2 separate regions of the Homo sapiens genome follow, and region 2 is linked to region 1. A link is an interaction called in ENCODE POLR2A ChIA-PET data of the cell type or tissue named here. Cell type or tissue: GM12878. All regions are shown on one strand.

Evidence for each region. Peaks named below come from ENCODE experiments on the same cell type or tissue, not always from the same donor. Only the 100,000 strongest peaks of a DNase experiment are listed, where the experiment ranks them.
Region 2: POLR2A ChIA-PET joins it to region 1 with 11 read pairs; 4 of 35 experiments call an interaction of 5 or more read pairs at or near these places.

What each region holds. Positions count from the first base shown.
Region 1 is chr15:85,557,252-85,565,251 of GRCh38, forward strand. The region is part of intron 5 of AKAP13 (A-kinase anchoring protein 13); the gene reads left to right. Among named protein-coding and RNA genes, the nearest start is that of AKAP13, 180 kb to the left of the region's middle. In GM12878, no CTCF peak of the experiment used is centred here; no DNase peak of the experiment used is centred here.
Region 2 is chr15:85,397,758-85,405,757 of GRCh38, forward strand. All of the region lies in intron 1 of AKAP13 (A-kinase anchoring protein 13), which reads left to right. Among named protein-coding and RNA genes, the nearest start is that of AKAP13, 21 kb to the left of the region's middle. RefSeq lists an enhancer at 3,594-3,693. In GM12878, no CTCF peak of the experiment used is centred here; no DNase peak of the experiment used is centred here; H3K4me3 peaks cover 1,146 bases; H3K27ac peaks cover 4,511 bases.

The sequences.
Region 1 (8,000 bases):
ATTTGCCTAAACGCTATCTATCTGCAGAACCTTGGCCTTGTTACTTGGAAGATTAAATAAGATATTTATGATGAAAATGCTCTGAAAAACTGAATACAGCTTTTTACAATCGTTTTATATTTATTATGTACTGTGATTTGTTCCTGATATTTCACATTTGATTCAGGGAAATCATTTCAACAAATTATAGAGCTTCTTTTGTTGTCGTTTTTGTTAGGTGTGGTTTTTTTTGTGTTTTGTTGTTTGTTTTGAGATAAGGTCTCATTCTGTTGCCCAGGTTGGAGTGCAGTGGCCCAGTCATGGCTCACTGTAGCCTCGACATCCTACCTCAACTTCCGCAGTAGCTGAGACTACAGGCACGCACCACCACTAACTAACGCACCTGGCTAACTTTTGAAAATTTTGTGTAGAGATGAGGTCTTGTATGTTGCCCAGGCTGATCTCAAACTCCTGGACTCAAGTGATTTGCCTGCCTCAGCCTCCTAAAATGCTGGATTACAGGCATGAGCCCCCATGCCCACACGACAGAACCTCTTTAGAACATGACTGTTAAAGCTGATATTTGGATACTTTTGATTTTAATAGCAATAACAACAATAATAAAGACTGGGTGGGACTGAACTTTTAAAATACTCTTGCTATTGTTCAGTTGGTTTTCAGCTTTGCTCAGGCCTATATGAAGTTTACCTTTGGGAGAAAATGAAACCTTGTCCAATGGGTCTATAGCTTATACCACATGCCGTATTCCTATCTATGCTATGCCTCTTATCTCTTCTGCCAGTAGTTTTTCTCCCCAGAATCTGTGCACATTAAATTTCATTTTTCCAGTAGTTCATTTTTAGAATCTTTGCTTCAGTGATGAATTGAAAAGTTAAAAAAAATCTGATCGCTTGTAAGTAATTTGAGAAGTTCTCTGACCCACCTTACCTGTTTATTGTGCAGTGCTATTATGAGGGAGAGTAAATCAATGTTATATGTTTCTGCAAAAGCAGCAAATTACAGGAGAAACATGAGAAAAGTCACATCTAGTTTGTCCAAAAGACATTATCTCTTTATGAGGACCTATTTTATTAATGTAACTGTTTTTAAATAGGATTAATCAACTTTAATTATAACTTATGAAAAGTGCCGAATCAGGTCAGTGGGCTATATAAAAATACGCAAGGTCATTAGAAGCTTATTGGACTTGTTGAGTATGGGTTCTTTTCTTGAATTTTAGTGATGATAACCTCACACATAGTTAAGTGAACTTCGTGCCTGAAGATGGGGGTCCTGCCTAGACAAATGAGCAAAAATGTGTCTTTTTTCCTGAACTGGAAAAGCTAGTTTACAGAGTGATGACTTCTTTGTGATTAAAGTTACCAGTTTCTGTAAGTATGGAACACATCGCTTCTCCATTAAGTTGGAAGCTTGTTAATCAGCTGATTTTAACGTTCACCATTACACTGGAGTTTTGGGTTCATATTTAGTTCTTAATCTTTCTATCATGTTTAAGTTTCTCATGATCTTCAGAAATAAAACTGGAAGAAATGGATGTGCATTCCTTTCTCTCCTGATTCTGTTATTTAAATTGGTAATCCTACAGGGTTTCTGTTTGATTTTGTTTTGTGTTTTTGCCCCACGAGAAAGCTAAAGAAACTTTTTGACATTTTAAAGATGAGTGTGTACTCCTCCCTTCCCTTTCCCCTCCCTCCTCCTCCTCCCTCCCTTTGCCGTCCCCTCCCCCTCATTTCTTGGAAATTTGACTTTTTTTTCTGTCATCGGTTTGAAATTACTTTATTCAGTTATATCATTCTTTCCAAGTTTCAGCTTATTTTGTAAGCAATTCTCTTTTTTCCTGTTCTCATTACCACTGTTGTTGATCTTGGTCAACAGTGGTAATGTTCTCGCTTTGAAAATAATTTTCAGGGGCCTGTGTTTCTCAGCCTCACTAAGTGGCGTGAAGCACTGGTTAAACAGAAGACAGTTAAGTAGCTAGTAAGCCAATAACTGTCATGGAATAGACAGAGACAACACAAGTTCTGACATAGATCAACCTAGTTTGTGTATAAATACAAATTTAAATAATATTTAAATAGAAATCTCTATTTCAGTGGTCCCCAATTTTTTTTGGCACCAGGGACTGGTTTTGTGGAAGACAGTTTTTTCATGGACCTGTGGGAGGAGGGGATGTGATGGTTGAGGGGATGATTCAAGCGCATTACATTTATCATGCACTTTATTTCTGTTATTACTGCACTGTAATATATAATGAAATAATTATACAACTCACCATAATGTAGAGTTAGTGGGAGCCCTGAGCTTGTTTTCCTGCAGCTAAACAGTCCCATCAGGGGGTGATGGGAGACAGTGACAGATCATCAAACATTAGATTCACATAAGGAGCCTAGATCCCTCACATACGCAGTTCACGATAGGGTTCACGCTCCTGTGAGAATCTAGTGCCACCGTTGATCCGACAGGAGGCGGAATTCAGGTGGTAATGCAAGCAGTGGGGAGCAGCTGTAAATACAGATGAAGCTTCACTCTCTAGCCTGCACTTACTTCCTACTGTGTGGCCTAACACGCCATAGACTGGTACTGGTTTGTGGCATGGGAGTTGGGGACCCCTGCTTTATTTAATCACTTATAACTTATAATCACTTAGATGCTCTAAGTCATCTGGGGGGTGAGAAGGTTGGAAAAGAAAAAGTACATTAGTGAGTGAGTAAAGATTATCTGGGATTGTTTCTTAGATGAGGATCTATTTGATGTTGGTGTTGGTCTACTGTGAACTAAATATAACTGCATTGGAGCCTAAGCGCAGATGTCTGCGTCATGGTTTATTACTCCTGTGTTCGTTTCAAGGAGCTCCTGTGATACCTGCTGTCTCCACCTAAAAAAAAAAAAAAAAAAAAAAAAAAAAACAGTAAAAATAAAATAATCAATTAATTCTTCCTCTTGCTGGTCTGTCACTCAGTCTAGAGTGCTGTGGTGAGACCATAGCTCACTGCAGCCTTGACCACTCGCCTCAGCCTCCCATGTAGCTAGGACTACAGGTGTGCACCACCAGGCCGGGCTAATTTTTTTTTGCAAAGAGTGGGGGTGGTCTCCCTGTTTTGCCCAGCCTGGTCTTGAACTCTTAGCCTCAAGCAATCTTCTCACCTCAGCCTCCCAAAGTGCTGGGAACACAGGTGTGAGTCACTGCACCCAGCCTATTTATTTATTTTTAATAATTAAGTTGTACATAATAATATTCATGATGCACCTGCATAAGACAGGTTTATTTTATTATCAGATATTACCTCCCATATTGTATGGAATTTTTAATAACAGTTGTAGCTGATGCTCCATTTTGTAGTCTGATAGTTTCACTTTGTCATATTTTTATCTATTTCTATGGTCTTTATAAATATTTTTGAGGCCCTCTTTTATTATGAGTAAATTATTCAACTAATATTGAATATCAATTTCTGATTTTTAAAAAAATTAAAACTAGTGAGTGCTAGAGTGAGCCTTATCTTTTACCTACTGATTTTTTGCTTCTGTTAAATTATTTCCTTAGGCTAAATTTCAAGGAATTGTATAATTAGGTCAAAGGAAATGATGTTTGCAACTCCCATATTCATTGCAATGTGGCCAGTATTAACTCTGCTTTTCTTTTTTAAGTAACTGCCACCTGTAGGTTACTTTAATGCAGTGTTTTACAACCTTGGCTGCACATTAAAGTCTCTGCAGGAGCTTTAAAAAACACTCATGCCTGAGGACCACCTCTAGAGATTTTGATTTGATAGATGTGATATGCCATCTGGATGTAAGGATTTTTTTTTTTTTTTTTTTTTTTTTAAGACGGAGTTTGACTCGCCGCCCAGGCTGGAGTGCAACGGCGCAATCTCGGCTCACTGCAACCTCCGCCCCCCAGGTTCAAGTGATTCTCCTGCCTCAGCCTCCCAAGTAGCTGGGATTACAGGCGCCCGCCACCACACCTGGCTAATTTTTGTATTTTTAGTAGAGACGGGGTTTCACCGCATTGGCCAGGCTGGTCTCGAACTCCTGACCTCAGGTGATCCACCTGCCTTGGCCTCCCAAAGTGCTGGGATTACAGGCGTGAGCCACCATGCCCAGCCTCTGGACATAAGGATTTTTAAAAGCTCTCCAGGCAATTTCAAAGTGCAGCTAAGGTTAAAAGGTTACTTTAGTGAGATTGAGCTTAACATTGCATCTGAAAATTGATTTATTTGTTGAATCAGGTTGGTGGCTTAAATCTGATTCAGTAAGAGGAACCAACTAAATACTTTGATCACATCAATAAATTTATACGTCTGTCTAGTATAAAATTGATTTAACTTTAATTTTTACTAATCTTGTGAATGTTGGTATATTAGATATCGATGCATCTATAACTAATACAGTGGCAGTATGCTGAAAATCACTTTTTTCGAGATCTTGAAACCAGTACAGTAAGGTAGGACTAAAAAATACAACTTTGGCTATTGGAGTGATGTAGTATTCCAGAAGTTATGGACTCATTGAGAAAGGGAGTGAAGTAGCCCCTCAGGATGAAAAGCAAGAGAAAAATGACCATAGACGCCATGGACTACTAACTTCTGTACCCATATCCATAGTACGCAATGATCTAGAACTTGCACACTAGTCTCTCAAAATGTGTATTTTTAAAATTATTTATATTTTTAGTTTCGTCTGTCTGCATTCTCTGCTACAAAATAGGCAGCAGAGGTAGGTTTGTGTTTTGGTTTAGATTGTTGATCCAAATGCTGGCTGGCTCCATTACTTAGTAGCTGTTAGGCAAGTTACTACATTTCTCACAACTTCAGTTTCCTGACCTGCAAATTACGGTAATAATATTCTCCTTCACAGAATGATTACGAGAGTAAATGAGATGATGTGTACCAAATGCACAGTTCAATATCTGATACATTGTTAAGCAGTTGATAAATATTAACAATAAAAGGAAGTGGTTATGTTGTGGAAATAGAAACCAGTATTTAATGAGTACTTACTAGTAGTATGCATATTAAGAATATATATCTCGGCCGGGCGTGGTGGCTCACACCTGTAATCCCAGCAGTTTGGGAGGCCGAGGCGTGCGGATCACCTGAGGTCAGGAGTTTGAGACCAGTCTGGCCAACATGGCGAAACCCCGTCTCTACTAAAAATACAAAAATTAGCTGGGCGTGGTGGCAAGCGCCTGTAATCCCAGCTACTTGGGAGGCTGAGGTGGGAGAATCGCTTGTACCTGGAAGGTGGTGGTTGCAGTGAGCTGAGATCGTGCCACTGCACTCCATCCTGGGTGACAGAGTGAGAATCTGCCTCAAAAAAAAAAATATATATATATATATATATATATATATATATCTCTGTCCTTATATCTTAATCCTTGAGCCTCTGTAAGAAAACTGCTGTTATCCCACTTTCCTTTTCTTTCTTTTCTTTTCTTTTCTTTTTTTTTTTTTTTTTTTTTGAGACTGAATTTCCCTCTTGTTGCCCACGCTGGAGTGCAATGGCGCGACCTCGGCTCACTCCAACCTCTGCCTCCTGGGTTCAAGCGATTCTCCTGCCTCAGCCTCCTGAGTAGCTGGGATTACAGGCATGCGCCACCACGCCCAGCAGGTTTTTTTTGTTTTTTTTTTTTTTGTATTTTTAGTAGAGATAGGGTTTCACCATATTGGCCAGGCTGGTCTCAAACTCCTGACCTCAGGTGATCCACCTGCTTCGGTCTCCCAAGGTGCTGGGATTACACGTGTGAGCCACTGCACCTGGCCCCCACTTTTCTTTAAACAGATAAAAAACTCTGGCTCATAGAAGCGAAATAATTTGTCTTAGATCAGACCATGGTATAAATGGGATTCTACTCAGACTTTAGCACCTGTACTTTTCCCATACCACACTATGATTTAGCCTCTAGGGAAGTCTCAGTTGAACATAATTAGATGAATTTGTAGTGAATTGGTATTTTTTTCCTCGTAGGAAAAGGTAGGTTGGTGTCAATTTTGTGAACAATATGGTGAGCAATGTGGGCATGCCATTTTCCAGCCTGTCGGAATCAATATTGTCCTTCATTTGAGTAGAATGTGCTTGTTTTTTTTTTTTTTTTTTTTTTTTTAAAGACGGAGAATGAGAATTTGGGCTAGGCAGTTTGTCCAACATTTTGTCAGTCTCTTCAACGCTCACTATTCTGTTGATCAATGTAGCAGATGGTGGACTTTGGAACTTTTTATCAGAGAATGTGTGTTGAGAAATGTTCTACTTGGAAGGAACATTCCTTTGACTCATAAAAAAATTTTTCTCTTAAAGACCTCTTTGCTCCTTGTTGCATTCAAATTACCCTGAATACTTCCTGCTGTGGGCACCGCATGAACTGTTCCTACAAAAGCCAGCCCTTTCCACTTAAAGTAGTGCAGCATTATATAAGGGGGAGAGCACAGGCTTTGGGAGCAGCCCAACCTGGATTCAAATCTATTACTTGTTAGCAATGTGCTAAGTAAGAGGGTGCTAATATTTATTGACTGCCTACTGTGTGCCAGGCATTATTAAATAATTTATTTACTATCCTCATTAATTTCCACAACAACTTTCTTTGCTTTTTCACAGCAACCTTTTAAAAGGACTGTTACATTTTTTATAGGTCAAGATGCATGCTCAAAGAGGTTAAGTATCTAGCTCAAGTTCTCACTTCTTGTAAGTGGTAAAGTTTGATTTTGAACTGAGGTTTATCAAACTGCTAATGTATGTGGTATACCTTGAACAAATATGTTAATATTTCTGTTCTCAATTTCCTCATCTCTGAAACCGGAATACTACCACTTTGAAGGACTGATAAGAGGATTAAATTAGTGTACTTAAAATTTTCTGTCAGTATCTGTTTAAGTAGATACTCAAATAATACTAGTTTCTTCCCTACCTTTAGTAAGTAATAATAACAGAAGAATGAAGCAATTTTCACCTCTGCCTTTATTAAAATGTTTTACATTTAACTTTGTATTTTGAAAAATTTTGAACTCAGAAAAGATGCAAGAAACGTGCAATGAACTCCTATATATCCTTCATCCAAATTCTCCGATTCTTAACATTGGTTACATTTGCTTTATCTGTGTGTGTATACATATACATATATAGAATTTTACTGAAGTCTTTGAGAGTAAGTTGCAGAATCATGACCTTCTGTTCCTAAATATTTCAGCATATATTTCCTAAGAACAAGGACAGTCAATACAGTAACAGTGCATTTATCAAAATTAGTAATTTATCATTAATACAATAATCTAATATATAGTAGTTTATATTCTACTTTTCACCATCTGCTTAATAGTGTTCTTTTAAGTATTTTTCCTCCTGATCTGGATCACACACTGGATTTAGTTGTCATGTTTAGTCTCCTTTGCCACCTGTGCCTTTTGAGCCATTACTGCCACTACATTGGGTTGTATTAGAATTACTTCCTTAGATTATCTGTCTCTTCAGAGAGTGATGATCTCAAACCATCTTAAACGTTGTGAGTAAAAGAGAAGAATATTTGTACTCTTCTGCCCTGGAGTGAAATCCCAACAAATACTTGAGTAACTGTGTATGTCAAGAGATTGTGCTGAGTGGTGGAGATCAGCAGGTCAGGAGATACACGGTCCTGGTTCTCAATGGGGCTTCCAGATGAGTAAGATTGTTATAGTGCAGTTCAGCAAGTCTTGCTGAGCTCACAAGAGAGACTGCTCCTGGAAGTGTGCTGGAAACTAGATACAATTCAGGGCTCCCAAAGGATGTTTAAAAACAATATTAATTACCTCATGACAGGAAGATTGAAAATTTCAAGGTAATCATATTGTCAGCTTTTCATATCTTAAAGTCTGTTTTGAAATCGGGTTGAATGTGAAAATCTAAGAGACTTTAACACTGTCTGATGTAGTAGTAATGAAACAATGCCTGTACTGCATCATTGCCACAATTGGTGGTAAAGTACCATTTCGTTTATTCAGGGTGATAGTTTCCTCATTGGAATTAAAAAAAAA
Region 2 (8,000 bases), 160 kb before region 1:
AGGCACACTACTGGGCACCAGGGATTGAGGAATAAACAAAATAAGATGTAGTCACTGCCCTTAAAGCACTCATGATTTTGTTTCTTGATTGATAGGCAGTAACAATAATAGTGATAATTGCCATCATTTATTATTACTTTCCATTTGCCAAGTGTAGTAGTAAGTACTCTACAAACCCTTGTCTCATTTTAATCCTCATAATTCTAATCCTCACAAAATGTGGAAGTATCCATATTTTATGGATGAGGAGACAGAGGCCCAGAGAGGCTGGACTTGCTCAGGGTCACACAGTTAGTATGTGGCTGAGTTCATACTTGAACATGGATCTTACTCTAGAACTTATACTCTGCTCAGCATTCCTCATTCTGGCGAGAGTTGAAACGAGTAATGATGTGAAAGGGACATCATTGTGAGCTATTATTTTGGCAGAACTTTATGTAACTTTGACTTTGCCAGTAGATTTATTTTTATGGTTAATCTCTTATTCTAGGAGTCATCAGATCGTTTTCATGATTTATGAAAGACATTTTTAATAAGTCTTATTTTTATTACAACAGTAATGTACAGTTCCTCTAGAAATTTAGGAACTATAGTCCCCCAAAAGTACACATAAATGACACTACCTAGAGAAAATTGTTGGGTATAATTTTTCTTTCCAAACTTGAAAACTTGTAGAGAGAGAGTGTGTGTATGTACATATATACAGCCCATATGTGGACTAGCCATATGTGGCGTATTTTATGTACTCTTGAGCATAAACAGGTTATAAAACATTTCATCAATGTACCTTTATATGATTTCTTTTTTGTTGTTGTTGAGACAGAGTCTCACTCTGTCGCCCAGGCCAGAGTGCAGTGGCGCAATCTCTACTCAGTGCAACCTCTGCCTCCCAGGTTCAAGCAACTCTCCTGCCTCAGCCTCCCGAGTAGCTGGGATTACAGGCACATGCCACCACGCCCGGCTAATTTTTGGATTTTTAGTAGAGATGGGGTTTCACCATGTTGGCCAGGCTGGTCTTGAACTCCTGACCTCAAGTGATCCACGTGTTTCCGCCAGCCACCTTTATATGATTTCAAGTAACTGACATAGTTATTTTAATGGCTATATAGTATTTCCTTGTATGAACTTAAGTTTATCTTCAGTTCATTTCCTATTATTTGAATAGGTTGTGTATCTTTTTTCCCCATCACCCTTCCTCCTGCCTCTTTCCTCTATGCTATTATAAACATTGCTTTGAAGGACAGCCTTATACATACATCTGTGTGTCCTTGTTTACTTTGTTAGAGAAATGGAATTGTTAGGGCAAATGGTGTACATTTCAGCAGCTGTTCATAGATATTGTCAAGTTGTCTACAGAAAGCTTTTGTCATTTATACTTCTACTGGCAGAATATGACAGTTCCTATTTACTATTTCCCCATAACTTTTAGAAAACACGTTTTTAAAGTTTTAGATGCAGGCCGGGCGCGGTGGCTCACGCCTGTAATCCCAGCACTTTGGGAGGCCGAGGCGGGTGGATCATGAGGTCAGGAGATCGAGACCATCCTGGCTAACAAGGTGAAACCCCGTCTCTACTAAAAATACAAAAAATTAGCCGGGCGCGGTGGCGGGCGCCTGTAGTCCCAGCTACTCGGGAGGCTGAGGCAGGAGAATGGCGTGAACCCGGGAAGCGGAGCTTGCAGTGAGCCGAGATTGCGCCACTGCAGTCCGCAGTCCGGCCTGGGCGACAGAGCGAGACTCCGTCTCAAAAAAAAAAAAAAAAAAAATAAAAAAATAAAAAAATAAATAAATAAATAAATAAAGTTTTAGATGCCATAAGATAATTACTCATAGAATTACTGGATTACTGGCAACCAAAGAAAAAATGAAAGAACTCTGTATTTCTAAAAGGATATGAAGAAACTCACGAAGCATCGTTACTGTCCTCTTAGGTGCTAAACGTTAATCTGAGTTCTCAATATTAAAAGACAGATGGAGGAAACTTTCAAATAAAGTCACTGATATCATGTTCCTTTGGCTTGTTCTTAGTTGTCGGTTCAGATTAACTCCAGCAATAAAACAGGGAAGTATTTGAGATAAGATTTAGAGATGCTGAGGAGTAAGGTCCTCTTCTACACAAAGAGCCCTGTGAAAGATGATCTGTGGCCATTCTGTTGCTTATCTAAATGCATGTTAGAATTAATATAACTTATTTATTTATTTATTTCATTATTATTTTTTCTAGAGATGGTGTCTCGCTGTGTTGACCAGGCTGGTCTCCTCAAACTCTTGGCCTCAAGTGATCCTCCCACCTGGGCTTCCCAAAGTGCTGGGATTACAGGCATGAGCCACTGCGCCTGACTGTTAAAGCTTTTAGTTCTGGGCCAGGCTCAGTGGCTCACACTTATAATCTCAGCATTTTGAGAGGTTGAGGTGGGAGGATAGCTTGAAGTCAGGAGGCCAGGAGTTCAGGACCAGCCTGGGCAACATAGTGAGAGCCTGTCTCTACAAAATAAAAATTAAAAAATTAGCTGGGTGGTGATGCATGCCTATAGTTGTAGCTACCTGAGAGGCTGAGGCGGAAGGATCACTTGAGTCCATGAGTTAGAGGTTACAGTGAGCTATGATCACACTGCCTTTACTCCAGCCTGGGTGACAAAGCAAGATCCTGTCTCTAAAAAAAAAATTAAAAAACAAAATTTAGTTCTGAAAGTACAAATACGTATAATCCACATATGTTCCTCAAATCACAGTTACATATTGACATCATGGTTTAGATAATCAAGAAAACAAGCAAATTAAACATTGAAACTGTGTTCTTGACTTTAATGTAGGCAAACCTTTTTCTCTGAGCCAAAGATTAGTCAACTGGTCTCAGCTATAATAATGATTTTCAATCATAATATTTGTGAAGGTTTTCTGTATTATAAGTAGGAAGAACTAGTTGTATAGGAAGTTGTAAGTCAGGTAGCTGTGTAAGGTGATCTCTTGGCACTGTTGATACACCAGCTTGTCTCTGTTTTGTTGACCATTCTTAGGAGTATCTTGTTGATATTCAGCCTATTTCTGGTTACAGAGAAATAGCTGATTAATCATAATTTAGTAGCCATATATATATATATGTATATATATATATATATTTTTTTTTTTTAAACAGAGTATGTTGCTCAGGCTGGGGTGCAGTGGCACAATCTTGGCTTACTGCAACCTCCGCCTCCCGGATTCAAGCGATTCTCCTGCCTCAACCTCCCAAGTAGCTGGGATCACATGTGTGTGTCACCATGCCTGGCTTATTTTCATATTTTTATTGGAGATTGGGTTTTACCATGTTCGTCAAGCTGATCTCAAACTCCTGACCTCAGGTGATCCACCTGCCTTGGCCTCTCAAAGTGCTGGGATTATAGACACGAGCCACTGTGCCCGGCATATTATATCACTAGATGTAGAAATTTAATTTATGATGGTTCTATAATAAAGTCTTGGAACATGTAGATAGTTAATTCAGATGTGGGAGGGCTTCTGTGGTCTTGAAACCACCCAGTTTTTTATGTAGTATACCTGATTATTGAACTGTTAGTTTCGTTATGAAGTCTAGATGTTACTTGGTTTTGGTAAGGAACCCTATGTAGAATTTTGAGGACGTCTCCTCTGCCAACCTGAATTGATCAGAATTTTTATAGACCTCCCAAAGGACCTCTGTTTTGGAAATCTTTTGGGGCAAGGCCAGCTTTGATTTGTTTTCTCTGTTACAACAGCATTATTTGGGCTTAAATCTCAGAAGTGTGCCATTCTGCTTTTTTACTGTTTCCTCCCCCTGGTAACTTGAGCTATTATAAACTGTTTACCAAAGAAGCTAGTCATTTTTGTCTCAGTATTCTCTTAAACTGTCCCTTTGAGGTTGTAAAAAAGAGAGTAATAACAATTAGCAGGTCAACCAACAAATAGGACCTTGGTATCTCACATTTCAGAGGATTCTTCCTTAGGTCTCCCTACTTTCTTTCCTGTCTTAGGGATCTGGGATAAACAATTAGCTTGGTAAATCAGTGGTAGGAATTAAATGTTTCTGTGCAGTTTTTCTGGGACATAGGACAATAATAATGGGGAACAAAATAATAAGAGAATGAGTAACAAGACAGTAGTAATAAGAATGCCAGATTAAAAATAGGAAGATGGAAACTCACTGACTGGTAGAAATGTAAAGGATAAATTCTGATGTAAAACATTCTGTAGCTGAGAAAAACTTGTTAGTGAACAGACACTGGATTAGGATTCAATAAATTTGGTTTAGTTTGCTGCCAACAACCTTGGGCAAGTTGCTTAGCCCACTCCACCTCAATTCTCCCATCAAAAATGAAACGGTTAAACTGTATCAGGTTTTTGTTTGGTTCTTTGTTGTGTTTTCCCCAAAAAGTATCCTCAAGTCCTGGAGATCCTTGGAATTACATCAAGGGCCCAAGTGAGATTGGGGAGGGCATGAAAAAGAGAGCAAGTGGTGCTACACAGAGTAGTTCCACTTTCCTCTAGTTTATTTTTGTGTTTCCTGTAATGTTTCCTTCGAAGACACTTCCATGGCCAAAAAATCAGTTTGGAAACATCTGGACTGAAATATGTTGAAAGTGCCTTCTGGTGCCTAGGATTTGGTGTTTATGAATCTCCATCTGTTGGCTGGATGTCTTTGTTCTTGGTATAAGTCTTTCATGGTTAGGGAAATTTTACTGGCTGAATCATGAAGGAACTGTATAATACAATGGGGGATCGTGGTATCTGACTGCTAGGCTGTGCTCTGATGTTAACTGCCCATGAGATAGTTCTCAACTAAGCAATTAGAAATTAAAATACTTTTTAGCTCTCCGGGAGCTTGGGAAATCCTGATAAAAAGATGCAAAGAATCATACTCCTTGCTTATCAAAACCTATTTATGCTAGCTGCCATTTTTTTTTTCGAGCACTTACTTTGTAGCATTTTATCTGTATGTCTCACTTAACCCTGGGGTGGTCTTGTGAAGTAGCTGGAGTTAGCTCTGCCGTAAATGGTAGTTGAGGCTTACTAAGATTGTGTAGCTTGGCTAAACTCCCACAGCCAGAAGTGCAAGAGCTGGGGATTGAAACTAGGATTGTGTTTCTAAAATGTGTGCATTCTTTATTATGTTCACCTGCCTTTCTTAAAGTTACAGGAGTTTTGTAGCTGTGAGACGTTTTTAATAGCACCGCTGTTACTCATGTTTTTCATTAATGAAATCTGGTAATAAAAGTGATTAGCAACGTTCATTGTTCTTAACTGCTTGTTATGCCAAGGACTCTTAATAGTAGGGCAGAAATGATTTGATTATATTGTATATACCATTCCTTATCTGTTAGGTCCTCATAAATAAGGAAAAAATGAGAAATTTGTAAGATTAGAGCAGAATGAAATAAGCTATGTTTTCTTTAATGGTTGGAAATTATTCCTAAAAGAATAATAGATATGAAAAAAATCTAAAATAGGTGATGCTAAATTCTTTAGAGTCAGTGAACATACAGAGATTAGATTGTTTTATGATCAGTGTGGTGCTAACTTTGATGCCCTAAGAATGGATTTACCATGGTGGTACCTAATGCAAGGAAATTGGGCATTTTTTTCTTCACAACATAATTTATTGCTGGACACTGTAAAAATATCAAAACGTGGTGGGCATTAGTGCCACTCACTACAATTTCTAGTTCTCCTTTTTGCATGTGGAATATCACATTTCCCAGCCTATTTCAAGATGGCATGGTCTTGTGACTTGCTGTGTCCCATGGAAATGTGTCGCTTTTGGCTAGAAGCATTTAAAAGCTGATGTGAGGTCGGGCGCAGTGGCTCATGCCTGTAATCCCAGCCCTTTGGGAAGCTGAGGTGGGTGGATCACCTGAGGTCAGGAGTTCGAGATCAGCCTGATCAACATAGTGAAACCTTGTCTTTACTAAAAATACAAAAATTAGCCGGGCGTGGTGGCGCATGTCTGTAATCCCAGCTACTTGGAAGGCTGAGGCAGGAGAATCGCTTGAACCCGGGAGGTGGTTCAAGCGATTCTCAGTGAGCCTAGACCACACCATCGCATGCCATCCTGGGCAACAAGAGCAAAACTCCTCTCAAAAAAAAAAAAAAAAAATCTGACGTGAAATGCTCTCTCTCTTTCCTTGCTTTTGGGACCTGGAAGCACAAGTAGCTATGACAGTACCACATGATGAAATCAGGTTGGAATACTGCCCTGAGGCTTGAAGGATTGCTGCCCCAGAGAGTTGCCTGGAGCCATAGTGATCTTTGAGTGAGTGAGGAGTAAACTTCATTGTGTTAACTTCTGATACCTTCTGGTTGTTGTTACCATAGTATAATCTAGCTTATCCTGACTTTACTACACACATCATCAGAAATCATTAGTGTAAAAGATTTTTAAGGAGAGGGACTGACCAAGATTGAAGCATAATTACCTCAGATGCAGATAAGGTCAATAGCATAGTTAAGGGCAGGTTTTCTCTTTTAGCTGTCACCTGTTTTATGTTTTGTCAGTTTATTCTTCTTTTAGCTCAGTTTTGGTCGTATCACTGCCCCATTTAAAAATAGTAGTTCCTCATTGCCCACCGAATAAAATCTGAGTAAGGCCTGCCACAGTTTGGTTCTGCAACAACACGCTTTAAAAACTGTTCTCTCACTGTGGTGAAGTATTTATTTATCATCATGTGCCTTTGCCCATTCATGCATTTGAGAAACATATATTGATTACTTTGTGTGCCAATGTGGAGGCTAGACCCTAGGGACACACAAAATGTTCCTTCCCATCTGTTCATGTCCAATTCTGCCTTAGCTTTTCAAGCTAAGTCTTGAAGGATGTTTCCTACATAAACCCTGCTTCATTCTCACAGTTGGTTATAAGCTGTCTTTCTGACCTCTCAAGCATTTCTGGCACACTGTTTCCTATCCTGGTTGTAAAGTTGTACTTGTATATCTCATTCCCTTTACTGGGCTAGTGTCACACCTTTGTATCTTTAGTACCTAGCTCCCAGCTTATGGTAGGGGCTCAGTAATCTTTACTGAATGAATGGCTGTTAGATTGTGGCTGTGTTGAAAAGCCAATGATTAATTTGCCTTTGTTTGACAAATTGTTACTATCTTTAAAGTTATTTTGCCTTCGTTGCTTGCACTTACCTCCTTCTAGCTATTATCATTGTGTGTGTTCATTCTTAGTACTCAGTAGGGCCTTATGTAGCAGTGGTTGTGTTTTTTTCTTTTTTTATAAGCTATCTGGAATGCTGTATCCTAGCACATTCTGGTGAGCTTTCCTTACCATTGTTTAAAGTCTGTTTTGTGTTTTAAAGATCCATTGTGAAGTTTCTTAATGTGACTTCTAAGTCTAGAGCTTATGAATAGATGAGTCATGTGTTTTAATCGATTCAGACTTAGTTTTGTCTTGGTGTCTTGTTGTTTCTACTGATGTTTTCCTGAAAGATTTGTGCCTTTGAATCTGTGTTCTGAACTTATACTCTGGTTTCTCTTCGTATGGTGTTAGTCTTTCCCCTTTTACTAAAGAGCTTTGAACTGGGTAGTTTAAAAGACCCAGATTCTAGTTTAGTTTGGCTTCTAGCTCACTTTGTTAACTTTGGTTGTGAAGTTTGTATCCACGAAACAAATGAGTTTGACAAAAATCCATGATTCACATACTGATTTTACTATGGACCGGGTAAGTTATTTGAATTCTAATCTTGTGTGGATACAAAAATTGGAGACAAAATTCTGGTAGGGTTGGCAAAGGTTGAAGGAAACTTTATTTATTTATTGAGTGCTTACTATGTGCTAGATGCTGTTTATTTGCCTTATTCACTAACCTGTGAAGATTTTATCTCTGTGTTTTAGTTACAGAAATATGAGATACAAAGAAGCTAGGATACTTATTGAGCTAGTAAGGGCAGGATCCAGAACTTCGGCCAAAGTCAATTTCATTCCAAAGCCAGTGTTCTTTTTGTTGCAGTTTGCAAGCCGTTCCAGACTTCTCTAACGGAGTAGCCT